Regions from separate parts of the Homo sapiens genome. Here region 2 is linked to region 1. A link is an interaction called in ENCODE POLR2A ChIA-PET data of the cell type or tissue named here. Cell type or tissue: MCF 10A. All regions are shown on one strand. Each heading gives the region's core, and the rest is flanking DNA. Links, peaks and the distances in the headings are about the cores only.

The links. Peaks named below come from ENCODE experiments on the same cell type or tissue, not always from the same donor. Only the 100,000 strongest peaks of a DNase experiment are listed, where the experiment ranks them.
Region 2: POLR2A ChIA-PET joins it to region 1 with 5 read pairs; 2 of 35 experiments call an interaction of 5 or more read pairs at or near these places.

What each region holds. Positions count from the first base shown.
Region 1 is chr6:136,690,159-136,702,823 of GRCh38, reverse strand. MAP3K5 (mitogen-activated protein kinase kinase kinase 5) reads left to right here. Exons shown (of 30, transcript NM_005923.4): 4 at 4,142-4,335; 5 at 5,437-5,605; 6 at 6,767-6,873; 7 at 8,514-8,684. Among named protein-coding and RNA genes, the nearest start is that of MAP3K5-AS1, 67 kb to the right of the region's middle. In MCF 10A, for the core only: no CTCF peak of the experiment used is centred there; DNase peaks (open chromatin) are centred at 5,853 and 6,353.
Region 2 is chr6:136,600,538-136,613,202 of GRCh38, reverse strand. MAP3K5 (mitogen-activated protein kinase kinase kinase 5) reads left to right here. Exons shown (of 30, transcript NM_005923.4): 17 at 1-83; 18 at 1,816-1,921; 19 at 7,837-7,994; 20 at 11,224-11,401; 21 at 12,161-12,181. Among named protein-coding and RNA genes, the nearest start is that of MAP3K5-AS1, 22 kb to the left of the region's middle. RefSeq lists enhancers at 1-37, 38-608. In MCF 10A, for the core only: CTCF peaks have their summits at 4,633 and 4,836 (motif pointing left); DNase peaks (open chromatin) are centred at 4,822 and 5,792.

The DNA.
Region 1 (12,665 bases), core at 3,614-7,613:
CTTGGGAGGCTGAGGCACGAGAATCACTTGCACCCAGGAGGCAGAGGCTGCAGTGAGCCGAGATCATGTCACTGTGCTCCAGCCTAGGCAACAGAGTAAGATTCTGTCTTAAAAACAACAACAACAACAAAATGAATTAGAACAAGACTAGATTTTGAGCTGTGGGATTTTATAGCATGTGTTGTTATTTCATGACCATGCCTCAGTGTTTTGAAATTTAAGGAAACAAGGTCTTTGAAGCAAGTTTAAATATTTTAGAATGAGTACTTTATTAATAAAAGGCAATTGTTCCACTTAAGGTGTCTGTTCTTGATCACATAGGGGTTGTTTTTATTTTCTTTGGATTATCAGCTATTTCAAACTATGGGTTTGGTGGCAATCTGCACACAGAAAATACAGAAATAACATTTCTAAGTTACACGTGAGCCAACTTGGGAAATAAATGTTCCCATGCTATTAGTTTTCATTATTTTGCAAAAGTGCTTTTCTGGGCAATTATATCTTTTTGAAAAACACAACTTTTCCTCCACTGCATACTCACTGGGCTGTCTCTTAGCTCAGGCCCAGTTGTATCCATGTGGCTTCTGCAGCTTATCACCCCCCTTTTTTCCTGACATTGGCAATGGGAAATTGAAAAAAAAAAAGATTGCCTTAGAAACATAGGAAAGAAACTCTAAAGAATGCACTGAAGCCTAGAACTTGGGAAAACCCTTAGCATGCTTAGGTATTTTCAGCGAAGACTCTGAAGCCTTATACCATGGGGTTTGTTTCAGGAACTGCTTTTCTCTGCTGTTTGCGTAGTCATTATTACCCCTTTACCTCTCCTCTGCCTAACACACACCCAGACATCTGATAGTCATTCTCTCCCAGAATTAGTTTTACACAGGTGCAGTATTCCCCATTGCCCCGTATTTCAATAATAATATCTGATAAACTAATATATGTAGTATCAAGGTTTCTGAGGCTACATAATTTTATCCAGCAGCTAAAACTCTGATACCACTTTCTGCTTTATTGGCTTTTTGGCTCTTTGTTCTCATTTTGTGACTTGGAGGATTCAGATAATTTTCGTTTGTAATTTTGAGTTACGGTGCTTGTCTACAATAGTGTTTGATTCTGTTGTTCTTTTAGAACAATTCTCATAGTTGAAGCTTTAGATGCTTTGGAAAGCAGCCTCTTTGGTATCCTTGCCTTTCTTTTCTGCTTCGGCAGTAGCTTGGGTAAAAGGATTAAATTGGGCGGATGTGCTGTGGGATCTTGGTAACATTTTAGAAGCAGGACATGTTCACTTTCCCTTTTCCAATTATTGTTTCCTCTTCTAATTATTGTTCCATGGAGGAGAACTTGAGACAGGAACAATTTAGCATACTTGATTTTCAAATCAAATCTCACTCTCTGGAGGTTCTTCTTGTGCTTTAACTGGAAGTGAGGTTTGGTTTCTGCTTCATTACCTGACATATGAGAAGCAGCCTTAAAGGATAACATAGTCATAAATAATTAAGTCCGGTCATAAGGGCATTTGGCATTTCTTGCCTGTTTTCTGTGAATAGTCATTTGGCTCATACAGAGTTCCCGTAGAAAGTGACAGAAGGTTAGAGAGCAGGTGTGTCTGCTGTAAAGGCCACTCAGGAGGGTGCATAACCCCCTAGTGGGAAGGACATGCCATCTAGAGAAAGAGTCCCTGGGCTGGAGTGCCAAACATGTCACAGACCAACTGTACGATCTCTCTAAGCCTTACCTGTCTCCTCACTTTTAAAATGAAGGCCACAGCAGCTTCTTTGTAGGTTGTGACCCACTGACTTATGACTGTTCATACCCTGGCACACACACATGGTGAATACATGTTTGTACTTATTACTTAAGTGCTAAGGGTAAGAGAAATGCTGTATTATTCTCCGTATGCTCATATGGCTAGGAATGGATAACCTGGACTTTTTTTGTTCCCCATAACGGCAGTAGTCGGGTGTCCCACGTATCTCTTTCTAGTTCTCAGCCTCTGCCTTTTTCTATGATTTTTCTCATAGAGGTCTCTCCCACTTCTTTTGATTCTACCATATCCAATAATTCTCAGGTCTGTATTTTGGCTTGAAACTATTTTATGTTTCAATCACATATTTCTAGCTCTCTTTTGGACATTTTCACATTAGGTGTTGTGCCCCACCTCAATCCCAACCTCTTTAAAAGTGACTATTTCACCCCATCCCACCAAATTCAAATCTCAACCTTTTGAAGTTCTTCTCATATTTTAACTAGAATTCAGATTCTTTGATTAATTACCTGATATATGAGTGTCTTGAAGAGGCATGTGTTCATAAATAACTTAGTCTGGTTCTGCTTTCTGAATTCTTGCTTTCTGTTAATGATACCACTCTGTATAGGTAGTCGCCCTTAGAAGTGCAGAATTGCCTTTGATGCCTTACCCTTTCTCAGGTTGTTATCAGTTACCAGATCCAGCTGATTCCTTCTTCTTCAGTCACGCACGTGTCTGTTTCTCTATCGCCACCTCTGCCGACCTGGTCATGCCACAGCATGACTCATCTCCTCAAACCTCATATCTCTTCCCTTTAGTGCATCTTGTTACCTGCCCAGGCTGCCAAAATGCACAGTTTTGATTGTGTATTTTGATTTGTGCATTTTGATTGTGCATTGTGAAAATGCACATTTCTTCCTCCCTCCCTCCTTCCTCCCTTCTTCTTTCCTTCTTTCTCTCTCTCTTTCTCCTTCTTTCATTTGTTCATTCTTTCGTTCTCCTGACAGAGTCTCGCTCTGTCACCCAGGCTGGAGTGCAGTGGCGCAATCTCGGCTCACTACAAGTGATTCTCGCACCTCAGCCTCCTGAGTAGCTGGGATTAAGGGCGTGCACCACCCCACCTGGATAATTTTTGTATTTTTGGTAGAGACGGGGTTTCACCATATTGGCCAGGCTGATCTTGAACTCCTGGCTTCAAGCAATCTGCCCGCCTTGGCTTCCCAAAGTGCTGGGATTACAGGCGTGAGCCATCACACTCAGCTGATTGTGTTTTCTTTCCTGCTGTGGATCCTTCTATGATTCTGCATTGTCCAGAATGTACAGTCTAACATCCTTAACTTTGCATTTAATTCCCTTCCCTGAGCTTCGAGCTCCAGTCAGATTTGCTTACTCAGGGTATCCAACTCACTTTCCACTTTCATCCCTGCTCTGCTTTTGTTTGCACCAGTTTATCCTCGCTTGGGCATCATCCAGGAACCAAGAGAAGGTCAGTGAGCCCAGGCTGTAGTGGGCGAGGGGAGAGTGGCAGGGCTGAGGTTAGAGAGGGGCAGGATCTGCGTAGTCAGGCCCTTGTACGTTGCATTGCAATTTCTTCTTTCTCCCAAGAGCAAGAGATGGGGCTTTAAGCAGCTGTGGGAAGTGATCTGAGGGACAGTGTTGAAAGATCACTCTGATGGCAGAGTGGAGAGTAAATTAGAGGACAAGAGTGGAAGCAGGGGGACCAGTTAAAGCTGATGGCAGTGGCTCAGGCCAGGTCCATTGGTGCATGGACTAAAGTGTTGGCCGAGAAGATGGAGGGAAATGGACAAATATGACATTATATTTTGGAGGCAGGACAGATGGGACTTCGATAGGATGTGGAAGGGGAAGGGAATGGAAGCATCAAGGGTAACTTCTGGGCCTGTAGTTTTAGTAGTGGGGAGACAGAGAGAGAGCAGCCTCCCGGGGGGTGGATTTGAGCGGGATCTACTTGCGGCATCACCTTACATGTAGGAAGCCCTTCAAATGTGAGCTTGTAGCATTTTCATATGTGTATGCTGCGCCCTGTGACTAAATTATAAGTTCCCTGAAAGCTGAAGGCCATGCTTTAAACTACTTTTTCCAACAGCAATAACTTAGTGCCCTAGCCTTGAAAGATGGTGAATAAATATTAAATTGATGGATAGAAACTGTTCCACTCTTTTTTTGGTATCATCTGTAAGTCCTAATTATTTGAAGTATGCAGTGAAAGGAATTGGGGAAATTTTCATTGTCGTAGGTCATAAATAAATAATGAGGCTTTTCTATTTCCCTTTGCATTTGGAATTATTTAAAATGAGTAAGACGTGGGATTCCATCTGTGCCGTGTCTCCAGGCCAGCTCCCCACTTGCCGATGCCTCCTCTCTCCGCAGATGTGCACTGGGAACTACACCTTTGTTCCTTACATGATAACTCCACATAACAAAGTCTACTGCTGTGACAGCAGCTTCATGAAGGGGTTGACAGAGCTCATGCAACCGAACTTCGAGCTGCTTCTTGGACCCATCTGCTTACCTCTTGTGGATCGTTTTATTCAACTTTTGAAGGTGGCACAAGCAAGTTCTAGGTAAAGTTTAATTAATAATGCCATTTGGTGATGACAATAAAGTGTTATTCTACATCTTTATTTGTGCATGATATCAGGTGCTCCTGAGATATCAGTATACAGCTAAGAACTAGGGGGAAAATGTTTATTATCCTCCAAGTAGATAAAATAGATGCCACATAATACATTTTATTCACAGAACAGCAACTTGAAATCAGCAAAAAATTAAAAAGTCTACTAACCGCTTTATAGTGATGGTAGAACTAAAAATATATACAAAGCAAGTACAGAAACAATACCAGGATAAATGTCCAGGGACTTCTAGTGTAAGGGCAAGAACAATTCAACTTTAATTAACTCTTAACTCTAATTGTTCTTTCAGTGAAGAACAATTATTTATGTTAATAAATGATAGGCTGAGTCAGGAAGTTAAGGTTATATTATGTTCAAATCATAGGTACATCACGGCCAGTGCCGTGGCTCATGCCTGTAATCCCAGCATTTTGGGAGGCCGAGGTGGGCAGATCACTTGAGATCAGGAGTTCGAGACCAGCCTGGCCAACATGCCGAAACCCTGTCTCTACCAAAAATACAAAAATTAGCCAGGTGTGGTGGTGCACACCTGTAATCCCAGCTACTCACAAGGCTGAGGCAAGAGAATTGCTTGAACCCAGGAGATGGAGGTTGCAGTGAGCCAAGATCATGCCAGTATACTCTAGTCTGGGCAACAGAGTGAGACTCTGTCTCAAAAACAAAAACAACAAACAAACAAAAAATCATAGGTACATCTAATTTATTTAGAACAATTTGTACTGGAAACAGTAAAATGGAAAACAAAGTTTTGGCATTTTAAGTGGTTTTTTGCAGGAAAATTTATTAATATGGAGTACCTTTACCTTTAATTCTTTCTGAAGGCAGAGTAATAAAAGAAATACATTGGCTTCTAAATTTCTTAATAATGCCAGATATGTAAGATATTTATTTAGGCATCTGAATGAACTGAAAACTACAAATGCTTTATAGCTAATGCTGCAATATCATTCATGTCTTTATTAAAATTATTGCTTTTCATTGAAATTGTTTCTAATGTCAAACTCTTTGAAATGTGTGTGTTTTTACCAGCCAGTACTTCCGGGAATCTATACTCAATGACATCAGGAAAGCTCGTAATTTATACACTGGTAAAGAATTGGCAGCTGAGTTGGCAAGAATTCGGCAGCGAGTAGATAATATCGAAGTCTTGACAGCAGATATTGTCATAAATCTGTTACTTTCCTACAGAGATATCCAGGTGAGAAGATGTTTAAAGTGAAATCTTTGTTGTGTAGCATGTTGGAGGGATAAGGGAGTATTAACCTCAAATTTCAGTTTGCTGGTAAGCAGTTCATGTTACTACACGTAATTTTTTATTGACTCTCTTAAGCTTTCCATCCTATAATTTTATGATGAATGAAAAAGACTCATGTGAGTTAACCATCAGTGATTGTGAAAGACTTGTATGGTAAAGGCCTGACTTTTTCCTCCAAAAGAACAAAAAGAAAAATCTGCTGGCACAGCGAACCTGTGGACACAGTCTATTCTACTGTTAGCCTCAGGCACACCTGTCAGTGAAAGCTTTGTTTTGGCAAATAGCAGACATTTTTAGAGCTTTCTGGACATACCTTTTATCCCTTGAAATTGTATTGCTTGAAATTGATAGTGCTGAATCTAACTCGCCTGAAGGAAAAAATATGTAATTGATTACCTACAGAAATAACTTTAAAAATATGTAATGTAAAACACACTAACAGGTTATATCATTTTTATTGACATGTCTTAAAATTTTAAAAATAGGGTAAGTGGAATAAAATCCTCTCCAAGTTAGGGATTTGCTCTTAGGTTTTAATAGTAAAATTTAAATGACATCTGGTTTCTCCTTTCCATTCCTAGCCTTTCAGGTCTGTGTAAAGGCTTCATGTGCTCAAGACAGACTCACATCCATGGAGGGCTGTGGCACATAGGATCCTGTGGCTAGAGTGCTTACTCATGTGACATGAAACTGTGTTGCTACTTGTAACAGAAGTTCAACCCATTGCCTCATGTCCTTGACATTTTTATTTCCCTGAAATTGTTAGAACACTGCATACCGGGAATCTGGCTCTATGGGGAAATAAATCACCCATATTTAGACAGTAGAGCACTATCATGCTTGGTGTTTTTGTTTCTTTTGCTTTTTTAGTTTTTGTTCAACATGGTAACTGTATGTTTCTAATGTTTTTATATATACGATCTAAACCTTTTAGAAGAAAAACAACAAAAACTGTTTATTCTAGGTTCTTCAAAGTGTTCTGTGGATTCTAGTGTCTTTTTAATGTGTTTCTTGAATTCAGATATCTGGTTGTCAAAAGACACGTTATTGTGAGAATTTTCTCCTAATGGTTTAATTCTGTGCTATTCTCATCTAATTTGAAAGGACTATGATTCTATTGTGAAGCTGGTAGAGACTTTAGAAAAACTGCCAACCTTTGATTTGGCCTCCCATCACCATGTGAAGTTTCATTATGCATTTGCACTGAATAGGTAAGAAGAAAAAGTTCCCTTCCAGAATGCGTTAACATATTATTGTGTAACCTGCAATTCTTTACAGAGAATGTGTTCACTGCAGCATTGCAAGAAGTCCCTATTAAAATGTAATATTAGCATATCTGCTTCAGCCCCATGAAATATAGGAAGCATGCATTCTCATTTTTTTCTGATTTATTTTTCAGTAAAAAAAAAGTCGCACACTGTTGGTATATTTAAATTCTTACAGGTTTTCTGCTCTGTCAAAGTTTGTATTTGCTATTCATATTTTTTAGAATTGTAAAAGTTACATGAATATGATGTTATCTTTAAGCAAATACACTCAACACCAGATGGTCATTCACACAAAAGTTTTCACTAGAGTAAGGATGGTTATGTCTAGGTGAACATAGTGTTAGATAGTTATTACCAAGGATAAAAAGGAATTTCTTGGACAGAAGATTTGAAGTAGTAATTGAGAATAGAAATGATACCTTTTTTATAATAGCTTTATTGAAACATATTTCACAGGCTGGGCGTGGTGGCTCACTCCTGCAATCCTAGCACTTTGAGAGGCCAAGGTGGTCGGATTGCCTGAGCTCAGGAGTTCGAGAGCAGCCTGGGCAACACGGTGAAACCCCGTCTCTACTAAAATACAAAAAAATTAGCCAGGTGTGGCAGTGTGCACCTGTAGTTCCGGCTACTCGGGAGGCTGAGGCAGGAGAATCGCTTGAACCTGGGAGGCAGAAGTTGCAGTGAGCCAAGATCATGCCACTGCCCTCCAGCCTGGGCAACAGAGCAAGACTCTGTCTCCAAACAAACAAACTAAATATATTTCATCAAAACAATAAATTTTAAAACATTTTCATCACTCCACAAGGAAACCCTGTACCCATTAGCAGCCCCCCTTCCATTTCCCTCCCAAATCCCCCAACTCTAGGCAACCACGAATCTACTTTCAGTCTTTACAGATTTGCCTATTCTGGACATTTCATATAAATGGAATCATACAGTATGTGGTCCCTTGTGACTGACCTCTTTCACTTAGCATAATATTTTCAAGGTCTAAGGAATGATAACTCTTATAGAATTTTTATCTGGTTTTGTGAACTGTCTACACATACTATTTTAAAGCATGCTACATAAAGCAACTTCCTTAGATAATCAGTTAGTCACACGTAGAAATCAAGCAGTTCTTGGGTTTGATTTGATTTTTGGTATCATCTGTGAATGAGTTTGCTAAGTTTTGGAGCAAAAGCCATTGAAACCTAAGGTCAGGGTTTTGTCCCTACTTGGCTTTATTTACTCTACCCTATTCAAAGACACAGACTACAACTCTAATCTCGTTTCACCAACTTGAACCTGCATATAGGCTGCAGGGAAATTGGAAGGATTGTGGATGAGTAAGTACAAATCCATCACCATTATTAACACAGAAACTCAAAAGAAATCCTTGTTAGACCTAGTAGACATACAATGGGATAAAACAAAAAATTAGGCTTAGGACAGAGGTTTACAGAGGACTCTCAAAATCTAATTGTTTCTGTCCTGGCAAATTTCTCTAATATGAATCAACATGTTAAATAGGGTTTTTAAAAAAGAATTGATCTATATTGCTTCTGTAATGTATATTGAAACAACAATGTTTTCTGCCTTAGGAGAAATCTCCCTGGTGACAGAGCAAAAGCTCTTGATATTATGATTCCCATGGTGCAAAGCGAAGGACAAGTTGCTTCAGATATGTATTGCCTAGTTGGTCGAATCTACAAAGATATGTTTTTGGACTCTAATTTCACGGACACTGAAAGCAGAGACCATGGAGCTTCTTGGTAAGTAAATAGTATATAAATGAGCTACTTACTTAGTAAATCCATGGCATAAAAAAGTATTTGCAAATGAGAGTGTTAAAGTATTATTATAATCCATAAGATTGTGTATTATGAACTAAACCTTAGATTTTATTTTATTTTATTTTATTTTTGAGATGGAGTCTTGTTCTGTTGCCCAGGCTGGAGTGCAGTCATGTGATCTTAGCTCACTGCAACCTCTGCCTCCCAGGTTCAAGCGATTCTCCTGCCTCAGCCTCTCCAGTAACTGGGATTACAGGTGCCCGCCACCACGCCCACTAATTTTTACATTTTTAGGAGAGACGGGTTTTGCCCTGTTGGCCAGGCTGGTCTTGAATTCCTGACCTCAGGTGATCCAACTGCCTCTGCCTCCTCAAGTGCTGGGATTACAGGCGTGAGCCACCGGGCCAATCTTAGAGTTTATAACTTTAGTAAATAATTTGATGAAATTCATTTAACATAGTATAGTAAATTGGGATAAATAGATGAAAAGATAATTTAAGAAATATAATTTTAAAAAGATATTTTAAATAAGTAATATAAATAATAAAATATAATTTTGTAGAAAAATTTATATAAAGACAGTTTAAAAGACCTGAATGAAAGGAAAAAATATACCGAGTTTGTAGATGAGAAGGCTTGATATTTTAAAGATTTTAATTCCCCCCAGCAGGGGTTTTCATGTGATTTGACAAACCAATTCCAAAATTTATTTGAAAGAATAAAGGACTGAGAATAGGCAAAGCAATTCTGGAAAAGCACAAGGTGGAAGGACTTGCTCCACCAGTTAACAAGACTCATTATAAAGCTGTAATGATTAAGATATTGCAGTATGGCTATAGGCATAGACAAACAAAGCACTGGAATACAAGAGACAGCCTGGAACAGACTAAGATATACATGAGTCTAGATTTATGGCAGAATCAGCTTCATGAGCTGTAAAGGAAAGGATGGAATCTGTAGTAATGATACTGGGAAAATTTCTTTATCTGCTTGGAAAAATAAAATAAAGTTCTATCCCCATTTTAAGCCATGCACAAAAAAATGAAATCTAAGTGAGTTAAATACCAAAATATGAAAAAATACTTTAGAAAAATATTTTTAGAATAAAGTGTACAAATTATGTATGACTATTGGATAAGCAAAGATTTCTTTCTTTTTTTTTTGAGACAAGGTCTTGCTCCGTCACTCAGGCTGTAGTGTAGTGGTGCAATCTCGGCCCACTGCCACCTCCACCTCCTGAGCTCAAGTGATCTTCCCACCTCAGCCTCCTGAGTAGCTGGGACCACAGGTGTGTGCCACCACGCCTGGCTAATTGTTTGTATTTTTGGTAGAGAGAGGGTTTCACCATGTTGCCCTGACTGGGGCAAAGATTTCTTAAACAAGGCTTAAAAACGCCATATACCATAAAAGATAAGACTGGGAAAATGGTCTACATGAAAATTGGCTTCTGCTCATCAAAGTAGTAGCTTTTGGAAACAGCAGAGTAGATTCTATTGTGCTTATCTTCCTGTTGATAACAATTATAAATGTTGGAAAAAAGTTGGAAAGCACTGAAGAGTGATTAAAAGTAGCTAGAAACTGGAAAGGTTTTCATCCTTGGATGAAGGGCACCGCATAGGATAAACTCCACATTTAAATGGCTTTTCCCTCAAGACATTCCCTGGTCTGCAGGGAGCAGGACAGATAGAACTCTAGCAGGAAATCACAGTCTTATTGGCCTGAGAGTGAGTTTGAGGCTGCCGGAGGACCTGGACATTGAGTGGGATAAGCCTTTGTGTGAACAAGGTGAACCACCAATAATTTATTTACCTTTTATTAAAAAACTACATACTCTTAAGAGGAGGAGAACAAATCCAAACTCTCTACAGCTTATCATCCAAAATGTCTAATACACCATAAAAATTACTAAGCAACCTGGGTGTGGTGGCATGTTCCCATTGTTCCAGCTACTCAGGAGGCTGAGGTGCGAAGATGGCTTGAGCCTAGGAGTTCAAGACCTGCCTGGACAATATAAAAATACCTTGTCTTATTAAAAAAAAGAAAAAAAGAAAAAAAAGAAAGAAAAACTCTCAACTACTAAAGTGGTGAAGAAATAGGAAAGTGTGATTCATAATTAAGAAAAAAATTATTCATAGAAATAAACCCATAGATAAAACAGAGTTTAGAATTACCAGACAAGGACATAAAAATAACAATGATAATTATATCAAAGAATCTACTTGAAAAGATGAACATAATGGGTGAAAATATGAGGAATTATAGGAGATATTTGGAAACTGGAAATAACCAAATGGGAGTTCTAGAACTGAAAAGTACAATATCTGAAGTTGAAATGTCATCAAATCAGATTAACAGCAGATAGGACACAATACGATAAAAGAGCAATAAACTTCAAAACAGATTATTAGAAATCATTGAAATTGAAGCAGAGGAAAGAAAGAGATGAAGTCATTAATAATTCCAATGACCTGTGGCATTTAGTGGTCTAAATACTTTTTTTTTTTTTTTTGAGACGAATCTTGCTCTGTTGCCCAGGCTGGAGTTCAGTGGTGCAATCTCACCTCACTGCAACCTCTGCCTCCGGGGTTCAAGCGATTCTCGTGCCTCAACCTCCCAAGTAGCTGGGATTACAGGCATGCCCCACCATGCCCAGCTACTTTTTGTATTTTTAGTTGAGTCCGGGTTTCCCCATGTTGTCCAGGCTGGTGTCAAACTCCTGACCTCAAGTGATCCACCTGCCTCGGCCTCCTGAAGTGCTGGGATTACAGGTGTGAGCCACCGTGCCCAGCCTTGAGTGGTCCAGATACTTTTAATTAGAGTCCCAGGAGAGGAGAGATATACTGTTGCAGGGATAATAGTTGAAGAATTAGTGGTCAAATATTATCCAAATCTGTTCAAACAAACAAACAAATAAAAAACAGCTCACAGATCTAGGAAGCTCAGCAAAACCCAAGGAGCATAAATATCAAAGAAAATTATCTCTTGGCACATCATAGTAAAATTGGTGAAAAACAGAAATACAAGAAAAGGTCATAAATGCAGCCTAAGAAAGAAGATACATCAGGGGAAAGAGTGAGTGCTGAAGGAAGCCAAAAGATAATGGAATAACATTAAAGTGCTGAAAGAAAAAAACCCAATCAAGCAAGAACTCTATATCCACTGATAATGTCTTTAAAATATGGGGGTGAAGTAAAGACAATTCTAGATACATCAAAACTGAGATAATTTGTTGCCAGCAGAACTTCACTACAAGAAATGTTAAAGTCTTTAGGCTGAAGGGAAATAAAACCAAATGGATCTATAGGAAAAAGCATATAGCACTGGAAATGATAAATATATGAATAAATATAAAAGATACCATCAACAAAGAAATCACAGGGAACAATGCATGTAACCAATATAGGATATGTATTCAGTATATATAAATAACTCCTCAAAATATCTTTAAGAAAAAGAGATTAAAAAATGCATAGGATATGAACAGGTTATTCACAAAAATGGAATCACAAATGGCCAATAAACATATTTTTGAAACTTATAAAAAGATTATTTTTATACTACTTTACACTATTCAGATTAACCAAAATTTATAAATCTGACAATATCAATTGTTAGCCAGGATGTTAGAGAAATGTGAGTCCTAATGCCTGCTGGTTGTGCCATAAATTTCTATACGCACTTAAAAGATTTTGGCATTATTGAGGAAAGTTGAGAACTTGCCTCCCCTAGGTCCAGCAGATTTATATACCCTAGAGTAAATCTTAGACATTTCTCTACATTAAAGTTTTAACATAAAAAAAAACTTTAAAAAAGTTGAGCAAAGTAAGCAAGTGGCAGAAGGATACAGAGTACAGTATCATTTATAGAATGTTTAAAAACAGTCATAGAGATTTAGTATAAGTATAGATGCACGGATGGGCATCATAAACTCCAAATTCAGTATAATGGTTACCAGTAGGG
Region 2 (12,665 bases), core at 3,046-7,045, 89 kb after region 1:
AAACAATTGGCTTTTATACAAAGCAAATACTGGAAGGATTAAAATATCTCCATGACAATCAGATAGTTCACCGGGACATAAAGGTGAGGTACACCAGCATTCATTTTCATGAGTTCTTTCTTTGCTGGGTTATTATTTTACTTGCAAAAGTCATATTGTGTTATGAGTATTAATTTAGAATGGTGAATAAGTAAATCTTAGAAACAGCAGAAATATAAAATATCGTTCAACCCTGAATCAGTTATTTATGTTCATGTCTTAACGCTTCTGCTCAAGGAACACACTGCTTAACTGCGTTCAGCCAACAAGATTGTGCTCCCACCACACAATGTTTCCTAGGAGCTCTGTGGTGTGGGATGCAGCTGTCAAAAGTTAAACAGGAGATGGCCCCTGGTCCTGAGGAGCTTATAGGCTGGTTAATCTTTGTATCCTTGCCCATAGTAGCTACTCAGTAAATACTTATTGAATCAATGGATGAATGGTTAGAAGAAAAAAAATTCCTCTTTTCTCACAAGTATCACATATTCATTGATTTAACTATAATTATAAGGTATAGATTCTCTAAAATAAGCTAAAATAATAACTTTACATTCTCTTTTTAAAAAGAAAATTCAGAACTAATACATTTTTTACAAAGTCTGGACTGTTGAAAATAAGTTAATATTAGTACCCTAAAATCAACCAAAAAGCCCATTTATCTATCATGTCCCTACATATTCCAGGAAAAGAAGTAAAGAAACATAGAAAAGAAAGTAAGGTAACTGGAAAGTTATGAAAATCGTAATTTAATTATACATACATCATTATATATCTGTAAATAGCAACAAGCTCTAACCAATTAGGAATCATATTTGATCTTGTGATCTGAGTAGCAGATTATGAAGAACTTATAACCATCCAATGAGTTCATGTTGCCCACTGACCAGATAGAGCTGATTTCTCAAGATGTAAGAATTGCAATTGAGAAAGAGTTTAATACACATAGAGATGGCCAAACAAAATATTGGATCTTATAATTATTCAAATCAGCTTCTCCAAAAATTTAGAGGCTAGGGTTTTTCAAAGATAGTTTGGTGAGCAGGGGGCTAGGGTCTGGGTGGTTGGGGATGTAATTATAGGGGTGTGGAAAATGGTTCTTGTGTGTTGAGTCCACTTCTGGGTAGGGGCCACAGGACTGGTTGAGTCCAGAGTCACAGGTCTGGGTGATGCCATCTGATAGTCAGAAATGGAGAAGCCTGTAAAGACATCTCAAAAGGCCAGTCTTCAGTTCTACAATAGTGATGTCAATTATAGGAACAATTGGGGAAGTTGCAAATCTTGTGACCCCCAGAATAATGGGCTGATAATCATTTGACTGTGCCTACATCTTAGCGGACTTTAGGCCCCTCTCATCCTCCTAACCTGGTGGCCTTTCATTAGTTTTACAAAGATAGTTTAGTTTTGGGGAAGGGCTATTATCAACTAAACTATAAATTAAATTTCTCCAAGTGAGCTTGGTCTACACCCTGGAATGACCAAGGGCAGTTTGGAAATTTAAAGCAAGATGGTGGTGGTTAGATCAGATCTCTTTTACTGTCATAATTTTCTCACTGTTGTAATTTTCGCAAAGGCGGTTGGTTTCAAACTGATAATATGTAAACAAAAAATAGTGTCAAGAATGCACTATTGAGATAAACTATTAATGAAGAATACAGAATTAATGTCGTTGGTAGCTGTAAGGACACCTTTTTTTTTTTTAAATTGGACTTACCAAGTCAACAACAGACAGTATCTGAAGAAAGATAACAATTGTGATTAAAGTCCTCTGTTCTCTAGGGTGACAATGTGTTGATTAATACCTACAGTGGTGTTCTCAAGATCTCTGACTTCGGAACATCAAAGAGGCTTGCTGGCATAAACCCCTGTACTGAAACTTTTACTGGTATGTTTTTGCAATGATGATACAGATCTTATGTAATTAAAGAAATAATTGCTGAGTTTGAGCACAATGTGAGAGAGAAATTCAGTTGGTGTTCTCACACACAGTAATGTTGGTATCTTTTTTCTTTCTTTTCTTTTCTTTTCTTTCTTTTTTTTTTTTTTTTTTTTTTTTTTTGAGACAGGGTCTTGCCCTGTCACCTAGGCTGGAATGCAGTGGTGTGATCACCTATCACTGCAGCCTCAAACTCCCAGGCTCAAGCAATCCTCCCACCTCAGCCTCCTGAGTAGCTGGGACTACAGGCATGCGCCACCACGCCCAGCTAATTTTTTTGTATTTTTGATGGAGACAAGGTTTCACCATGTTGCCCAGGCTGGTCTCAAACTCCTGGGCTCAAGCGATATACCTGTGGCCTCCAAAAGTGTTGGGATTACAGGCGTGAGCCACTGCGCCTGGCCAATGTTGGTATCTTTTGATGCTCACTGAAAAATGTGTTACAGAATTTGATTTGGCCCTTTTCTCTTCCTGTATTTATATGACTTGCTTAGTTAGTCTCCTGCTTAATGCCACTGAAGATTTTTTTTTTTTTTTAATTCTCAACTTGTTACTTATTTTTCTTTTCATGTAATTACTTCTTTCCTGGTTGGCCTACAATAACTCTAGCAAGATTTTTTTTTTTTTTTTTTTATTAAACATTTCCTTGGCCCAACCTCTCTGTGATGCTTACTCATACCCTAATCACTTCCCATTTGGACGATGAATTCCCTCTTTTACTGTTTACTCTCTGTGGTTGACTCCCCTACTCCACAATATAAATAACCCTAGGATTTCAATTCAGAAGAGGAAGTGACTCACCGACTCAGAAGAAGGGAGGGAGAGAGCTTTCCTGAGAAAGTAGGCAACGCAACCACTGAGCTGCCTCTGGTGCAAAGTACTGGGAGGGTGGAGACCAAGTGATTTCCAAAAAGGTAACAGTAGCCAAGAGGAAGCTCAGACTCAAGAGATTCATGACTGCCCAACAGTTATAGGGAGGGTGTGTGAGACTTCAAACCTGATCTCCATTTAGTTCTTATCACTCCATCATGCTAATTCTCATGAAGTGTTAAGTTCTTCTTATAGAGAGAAATTTAGCAGGAAAAAAAAAAGGGTAAGGGGAAGGGAAGAGAAAAAGATCATGAATAATCTTTGGTCTAATATGAAGCAACATGGCCCCATCTCAATTCTGTGAGGTAGGTGGGAGTACCTCCATTTTGTAGATGAGGAAATTACCTGGGAGAGAAGTGACATTGCAGTCAGAAGTCACAGCAGTGTGTACCGGATAGAACTCAGACTGGTTTTTTGTTTTTGTTTTTGTTTTGAGACTGGGTCTTGCTATGTTGCCCAGGCTGGTCTTGAACTCCTGGGTTTAAGCAGTCCACCCACCCCACTCTCCTAAGTATCTAGGATGTCATGCCTGGCAAAACTGTTTTTTTGTTTTTGTTTTTTCTTTTGAGATGGGTTCTCGCTCTGTAACCCAGGCTGAAGTACAGTGGTGTAATCTCTGCTCACTGTGACCTCCCCTACCCCGGGCTCAAGTGATTCTCCTACCTCAGCCTCCCTAGTAGCTGGGACCATAGGCACGCACCTCCATGCCTGGCTAATTTTTTGTATTTTTGGTAGAGACAGGGTTTCACCATGTTGCCCAGGCTGGTCTCAAACTCCTGACCTCAAGTGATCCACCTGCCTTGGACTCCCAAAGTGCTGGGATTACATGTGCGAACCCCCACGCCTAGCCAGAACTCAGATTTTGTATCTACTGTTTGCTCTTTGCTTTTACCTTCTGGCTCTAGTCCATCTTTCTCTCTACCTTCCTGCAGGAGGAGAGAGAGACATTCTGTGTAAGTTTTTTCCCTAGAGCATTCAGTCAGCAATACCCCTGGCCCAGCTCCCACCTCAGGGCAATGGATATTTTAGGGTACAGAATTAAACACATTTTGAATATATTTTTTTGAAAAAACTAAATTCTGACCTATTAATAACTTCAAATGTCTTTACATTTCTTTCCTCTTACTCTTAACTTGGCAAGCAGCAGTTTCAGTGCTGTCAAGACTCAGTAATTTCTGAGAGGAAAATCCCTCGTTTCACACACTTTGTGGGACAGGATGTTAACACAGTATCTTCTGCTACTAATCTGGGGAACATCTTTTTTGTAAAATCTCCAAAGGAATTGTAGGAAAGCAGTCCTCACAGAGCCCTTTTCTTGGACCTCTTCCACTGGTGTCACGTAAGAGTGACGTGTGTCACTAACATGTATAGATCTGTCCCCAGCACCGGTCCCGAGGGCCCTGCACATCATAGGCTTCAAACGTGAACTTGGTGGTCACTAAGTCCCAGGTGGGTTAGTCCCAGGTGCTCAGTCAATAAATTGGTCTGCATCACCTTTTGGTGATTTTGATGAGGGAAAAGGCAGCAGTGATCACCATTTATGGAGTGCTTACTGTGTTACCTTGCTCTGCACTAAGTGCTTTACATATGTTGTTTTATTGAAATTCATACATCAGCCTTAATCATTAGGTATCATTATCCCAGTTTGTGGTGAGAAAATGAAGGTTCAAAGAGGTTGAATAACTTGCCCAAGGTCACAAAGCTAGTTGGTAATAGAGCTGAGACTCAAGCAAGACTTAACAGGCCAAAGGGAATTAATTATCTTCTCCCAAACCTGTCCCCGGCACACTCTTCTGTCCCAGTTGGCAGCCACTCCCGACATTGTTATCCAGGGCACTTCTCTTTTCTCACACTCCAACCCAGTCCGTCCACGAAGCCTTCAAAACATGTCCAACATTGGGCCGGTTCTCACCACCTCTGCTGCTGCCACTCTCATCGCTCACCTGCATTTTCGGTGGCTTCCCCAACTGTGCTCCTGCTTCACTTTTGCCCCCTACTGTCTACTCTCAGCACTGCAGCCAGAGTGATCCCTCTGAAACATAAACCAAGTCCTATTGCTCAGAGCCCTCAGTGGCTTGCTTTTTTTTTTTGTTCAGAGTAAACAAATGTCAGAACCCTCATAGTGGGGGACAAGGCTCTGACCTGATTCGGAGTCTGTTCCCTTTCAGACCCCATTTCCTACTCTTCTTCTGTTATTTACTCAGAGCCAGAAACGTGGACCTTCCTGCATTTCCTCCATGACAGCAGGCAGGGTCCCATCACAGGGCCTTTGCACAGGCTTTTCCTCCTGCCGCTACCCCAGCTGTCTGCATGGGTAACTTTCTTACCTTCTTCCAGTCTCAACGCAGATGTCCACCTCTGCAGTGAGACCAGCCATGAACACCCTATTTACCATGGCAGCCTTCCTGCTGATCCTCTTCACTCGGGTCTATATTTTTTTGGTCATAACATGTCACTTTCTAACATGCTGTATAATTTACTTACTGTGCTGATAATTTATCATCTGGCTTCTACTGCAAAAACATAAGCCCAGGTATTTCTATATGTTTTCTCCTCTGCTGTATTCTAAGTGCCTAGAACAGTGCCTGGCCCATAGTAGGTCCTCAGTGTGGATCTGTTAAATGAATGAGTGAATGAATGAAATGTGACATTAGAGTTTAATTAACCACTAAGCTGTACCACCTCCCTGGGTAGTTGCAGCAGCAAAGAAATTCTACAATAGATATTTCAAAGCAATTTTTTAAAAAAACTTTAGAATGCAGATATGTGAGGTATGAGTTTTAGAGCAAATACTCTCATTGATTTTACTTAAGCCAGTGTTCAGGTTGGCTCTCATCTTCATTATCCAGCTTCGTAAATTGCTTTGTTTAAAATATTATGTGTCATGTATTTGTGGAGTAAAAAGAGGAGCAGATAAGAACACATGACTCAACCTGTTTTTCTGGCACTTGCTCAGTGGGGGATAATTAAACACAATTGGCAGATGGTTATCTGACAAATCAAATATTGCATAATTTGTTGTTGACATTACTTGAATTGTCTAATTTACGATGTTTAAAAATTAAAAATTTCCAAATTTTGATCCACTATAACTCCCACTTAGCTATTAGTACAACTTAAATTCTCTCATTAATTCTATTCTAGGCCCCGAGACAACAAAAGGGGGTGGTAGGCTTCGATGCATTTTCGAAAAGACCATTTGAGCTTATTTAAATCATACAAAATTATCACTTGGGGAAAAGCTACAAATGAAGAGAAATCATACCAATTTTGTAGTAAAGGTGGGCGAGCGTCTTTGGGGAGCATGGTTGCCTTGTCTTTGGCCAGGTGAAAGGCTTTCTGAGAGCAGACATGTGCAGTTGTATGTTAGCGTGAACTACTGCTATGCAGTGATAAGGTCTGCAGGATAAACCTAGAAAGACTGCAATACATAACAAAAATGATACACTTTTATTTTTGTAAACAATAGTCCATTTCTCACCTATGATAGTGCTTTTCAGAGGAACAGTTTGCAGGAATTTTACACAATTGTTTTCACCTAAAACCATGCATGAGGCATTCCTAAAAGGTGTCATCTGTATTTATCAAAATGTCTGTCACTTTGGTTATGAATCAGAAAATCTGAAGCAGTTCTTTTGGCAAACACCTCATAATTTGAAGTAATTCAACATGGCATCTTGGATGAGTTCTTGTTTGCTGACTATATTATTTGTATATCAGAAGCAGGGTATGCGGTGATATGTTTCTATTCATGCTCCTGACTCATTGCTAGACTTTAGGAAACCACTTTATGGGGTATTCGAAGTTCAAATCCAGCCTCTCATTTAGGTTAATGAGGTAGTTGTACTTAAGTGTTTACCTGGGGTATACTAGGCCAGAAGCAGACTAAGGGCTCGTGGCCCCCTCCACTTAATTCTTTCTATTATACCACACTCTCCACCTCTCTGATTCCATGCAGGCTTAAAGCTCTTCCCTTTTTCATTGTATTCTTTTTGTTTGTTTGTTTTTTTGAGACAGAGTCTCACTCTGTTGCCCAGGCTGGAGTGCAGTGGCGTGATCTCGGCTCACTGCAACCTCCGCCTCCTGGGTTCAACTGATTCTCCTGCCTCAGCCTCCTGAGTAGCTGGGATTATAGGTGCCCGCCACCAAGCCCGGCTAATTTTTGTATTTTTAGTAGAGACAGGGTTTCACCATGTTTGCCAGGCTGGTCTCAAACTCCTGACCTCGTGATCCGTCTGCCTTGGCCTCCCAAAGTGCTGGGATTACAGGCGTGAGCCACCGCACCCGGCCTTCACTTTATTCTTAGTCACTGTATCTGATTATGTGTCTATATGGATGGCTCATGGCCTGTCTTTGATCTCTTAAACCTGTTAGTCCATGGACCACAGACAGCAGCAGGAGTCATGTATATTTGGATTACAGAATAGGGCACACCAGAAATTTATTTGCATTAATTTTCACAATGGCTTTCAGAATCTTTATGCTGTCATGATTAAGAAATAAGAATGAAAACAGAAGAGTTAAAGCATTCAATTTAGGAACTGAAAAATAGAGATAGAGCTAAGGAAATGGATGAATGAACTATATTCTCTTCTGGAAAAGATTAGAAGTTTACATAATAACAGTCTTCATGCACTTCAAGAAATGTGTACTGATGTTATTGTTCTCAAAAGACTAATTGTTAGAAGTTTCTAAGAAGCCCAATGAAATGATGCCTCACTTATACTCCACTGTCTAGGGAATAAGAGCGTACCTATTCATAACCAGATAATATGGGTAAAGTATTTTTATGTCACTGATGAAATCCATTATAAAAACTGCTATTTCCACTTTTATTAATAGCAGAGAAAACTGGAACTCACAAACGATATTAGGACTTGAATCATGTTTTTACAGTTGTCTCATTTCTGTTGAAAAATTCTGTTGAAAAACTGTCATTAGATACCCTTCTGTTTTATCTTTTTAAAATGGAAATGTGTTTGAATTGTTTCCAGGTACCCTCCAGTATATGGCACCAGAAATAATAGATAAAGGACCAAGAGGCTACGGAAAAGCAGCAGACATCTGGTCTCTGGGCTGTACAATCATTGAAATGGCCACAGGAAAACCCCCATTTTATGAACTGGGAGAACCACAAGCAGCTATGTTCAAGGTCACACTTCATTTCTCTTAAAAACAAATGGATAAAGCTTTTTATAGCTGTTGGATGTTCTGTGTGTGTGTGTCATATTTTTTTAGATAAAGGGTGCTAAGTAAACACAACTTAGAACACATTAAAGGTCAAGAAGATTCTCTCTCGGTTAGAACCAGCGCTGGTGCCTCACACAGTGGATCTCTCTGTGCCTTAGTTTTCTCAGCTATAAAGTGAGATTCAATGTAACTTCCATTGACCACCTTTTAACAACGCAGTATAAATAACACATGACTATACTGAAGATGATTTAAGCCCTTTGGGAAACAGTCTGAAAATTTTCCGTGAATGAAGATAGAAGAACTTTTTTTATAATCCATTTAGGAATTAAACCAAAATTAATAATTTCCTTTACTTCTCTACCATAATAGTTTGAAGGCTTCATTTTTTTTAAAAAAAAAAGAGCATAATTACCATTTTAAGTAAATCAGTCTTATTCTCATATACCTACTCCTCTAGCTTGTTAATTTGCCCATCAGTAACTCCTATGGGAGGAGGAAGAAGCCCCACCTTTTGCAGTAGGAGGTACCTGATAATAGAAATAGGCTCATGAGAGCACAAGTGCCAGCATTTTGAGATCTGGGGACTGAGCATGGCTATGACCTGCATCTTGAATCCCTGCAGTCCTCCGCTGCCAGACTGCCAGGCCAACAGGAAGTTTGAAATGGAAACATGCTTCCCAAGTAGTAAAACTCACACATCTGCTACTTTCTAAGGCAGAGGACTTAAAAAAAAATTATTTATTTATTTATTTATTTTTTGTGCTCCCCTGTGGGATCCAAGGCAAAGGACTTTTTCTTTTCTTTTTTTTTCTTTTTTTCTTTCTTTCTTTCTTCTTTTTTTTTGTGGAGACAGAGTCTCGATCTATCACCCAGGCTGGAGTGCAGTGGCGCGATCTCGGCTCACTGCAACCTCCGTCTCCTGAGTTCAAGCAATTCTCGTGCCTCAGCCTCCTGAGTAGCTGGGATTGCAGGCACACACCATGACACCCAGCTAATTTTTTATATTTTAGTACAGACGGGGTTTCACCATGCTGCCCAGGCTGGTCTCAAACTCCTGAGCTCAGGCCCTCCGCCTGCCTTGGCCTCCCAAAGTGTTGGGATTACCGGCATGAGCCACGCGTTTGGCCTGAGAGGACTTTTGATGGTAATTGTTATTCCTCTCCCTGCTGCAGACCATGTTTCTAGCTCTTATTCCATCTGTGCATAGCCTCTTGTGAGGGGCCATGTGTTGTTACAGACCTTCTGCTTTTGTGCAAAGCTTGGCTTTATGCTTGAAGACAATCTGATAGGACACTGCTGGTATAAAAATGAGTAGTGTGACCAAACCTCAGAGAGCAATGGCAGGTGCCAAGAGAGGTGCCTTTCTTGCCATGAGTGGATGTCTTTCTCTTCTTGGCCAGTCTTTCAGGTTTTCTCCAGTGTCTAGGACTTATCTGAAATGCTGCTTTATAATTCACGAATGCAATGATTATTATACCATGTGTTTTTTTGTCACATTAGGCCAGTCTAAGCTGTGCACAGGAAGTTGCTATCTTAGAGAGATGACATGACATAGACTGTGGCACCAGTTTACAGTGTTTGAATCCAGGCTCCAACATGGTCAAGATATTTGAGACTTTGAGCAAATTATTTAACCTGCTTGTGCCTCAGTTTCCTCATCTATAAAATAAGGATAAAAATAGTACCTGTCAGCCAAGCGTGGTGGCTCACACCTATAATCCCAGCACTTTGGGAGGCTGAGGCGGGCAGATCACCTGAGGCCAGGAGTTCAAGACCAGCCTGGCCAACATGGTGAAACCTCATCTCTACTAAAAAAAAAAAAAAAAAATTAGGGGGGCACAGTGGCAGGCACCTGTAATCCCAGCTACTTGGGAGGCTGAGGCAGGAGAATCACTTGGACTGGGGAGATGGAGGTTGCAGTGAGTCAAGATCGCACCACTGCACTCCAACCTGGGCAAAAAATGAGACTCCATCTTAAAAAAAAAAAAAAAGTACCTGTATAATAAGAGCTTTTTGAGGAGTGTATGAGGTAAAATGTACCAAGCACTTAGAACTGTGTCTGACACATGGTATCGGCTATATAATTCTTACAAATAATTATATATTGTTTATATTACAATGAATTTACATAAGCTGTATAAGAACAAAAGGATTTCCTTTGAAAATTTGCTCTGTACTAAAAAATGAAAATACCATTAATTTTTTTTAGAATAGCAGTAATAAGTAAATTCTAATTGTTATAAAAATATTGTTTAATTTTAAAGTGCTTTTAAATATCTCTTTTAATGCAGGTGATTTGAGACAGGGAAGATATTCACAAATCATGTAATAGGGAAAAGAACATAGGCTTTAATCCGAACAATTCAGGTTCAAATCCCAGATCTCCCTTTTCTTAGCCTTGTTACCTCATCCTTTCTAAGCCTTATTTTCCTCATTGGTGTAACAAGGAAAATATTTAATCCGCTGGATTGTTGGAAGGATTTGATGAGATCTGTAAGTGGAGAAACCCCAGCACAATGCCCAGCACTTAGCTACTGTGAGCAACGCAGTGGTCTCAGCTCGGTGGCTGAGCATGGTGGCTCGTGGCTGAAATCCCAGCACTCTGGGAGGCTGAGGTGGGTGGATTGCTTGAGCCCAGGAGTTTGGACCAGCCTGTGCGACATGGCAAAACCCCATCTCTACAAAAAGTACAAAAAATTAGCCAGGCGTGGTGGCATATGCCTGTAGTCCGAGCTACCTCAGGAGGCTGAGGTGAAAGACTCGCTTGAGCCTGGGAGGTCGAGACTGCAGTGAGCTGAGATTGCACCACTCTGCACTCCAGCCTGGGTGACAGAGTGAGATCCTGTCTCAAAAAAAAGAAAGAAAGAAAGAAAAATAAAGATCCTTTTTGTGTGCCAATGTACCAATATGTTCTAAAGCTTTGAAGGACTAAATTATTACTTCATAGTGCTGCCTACTGTCTTCAACTAATTATTCTGCCTGTGCCATTGGTAAAGGTACCAAGGCACTCTGTTGATCTTCTATAACCTGCAGCAAACACATCTTATCTCCCTTTGAGAAAAGCCATAAGTTTGTGTTGTATGATAAGGGATCTTGTTGCATTGGGGGGTCAAGTTATGGAAGCTGGAGTTCAGGTGCTGAGATGTTCACTCAGAAGGCACATTGCACTTTTTATATTTATGTCTTAGGTGGGAATGTTTAAAGTCCACCCTGAGATCCCAGAGTCCATGTCTGCAGAGGCCAAGGCATTCATACTGAAATGTTTTGAACCAGATCCTGACAAGAGAGCCTGTGCTAACGACTTGCTTGTTGATGAGTTTTTAAAAGTTTCAAGCAAAAAGAAAAAGACACAACCTAAGCTTTCAGGTATGTGGTTGCATTGAAGAGGATATAGTCTGAGTCCTTCAATCCTAAGCTTTTAAGATGGAAGAATTTTCCGGAAGTAAACTAACCTGTTTACAGATATCACTGGAAATTGGTATAAATATTAGCACAGTGTTCTCAGGCATTTGGTTGCAGTATCAGGGAGCTGTATTCCATCAATTTCACAAGTGCTGGGACCTCATACATAATAGTCTTCAATCACATAGTTAGTAGGTAGTTAATATGTCACCATCTATATCACTCTAACATTGTGGATACTAAGGTTCAAGTGTAAGAGGGGTTAAATTTAGCCTTTTAGAGCTGAAACCCCAGATTACCACAAATGGGCCTACAGAGCCATTATAGAGCTGTTGGATTTCCAAGCCCTGTAGGTAATAGGTTCTTTTAAGGCAGTAGAAAATACCTGTTGCCTCTTAGGGTATATACTTCTGAATAATTACACCCAAAAAAAGGCAAGAAGGAAAAAGAAAGAGAGAAAAGATTGCCAGCTATAAATAAAACAGTAGTGTAAAAATATAAGTACATTATATTTTTGCAATAATTGTCTATAACTCAGAAAAAAAAGTAAAGGTTCCAATTGTTCTTGGCGTTTTTTGATGTTTATATTGGAGGAGAATGGGCAGATTGAATGTTTGGAAAGGACATTGACCCCATTTCAGGCATTCATTTTTTGTTGATTTCTCAGTTTAACAACAAACCCAGCACGTGCTTATTCATGGCTGTTTGCTTTTCTTTCCACAGCTCTTTCAGCTGGATCAAATGGTGAGTTTGTTTTTACTTTGCCCATTGAGCTGAGACCTGGTGTCTGGTGTGATAAACTCCAGACTTCCCATCAAGTAGCCTCATGCTCTGCTCCTGGCTTACATGGGGGGAAAGGAGGGTGCGGTACTAGATACTATAAGGATGTGTGCAGCTGCAAGCCTGGCTGGGCTTATTCCTTTGGAAATCCTTCATCTTTCTCTTTCATGAGTGGGGATGGCTTAAATTTTTTCTCCCTAAAAGCAAGATGGTGACTGTGTTTTTGACAGCTTCAATTTGAGTGAAGTAAATGCTTCTTTATCTAGGAACCAGTTGACTACCTAATGTATTTCTTGTGGAAAATGTAAATGCCAGATACCTTCCTCTGTCATCTTTGGGGTGATACATTCTATTTTTAGTGGCCAGGAGTTATTGTGCCTTTGTTTTCTAACGTTGGCTTTTGCGGATCATAACTAGGAAGGTAGAGAAAGTAGATTTGCTCTAAGAA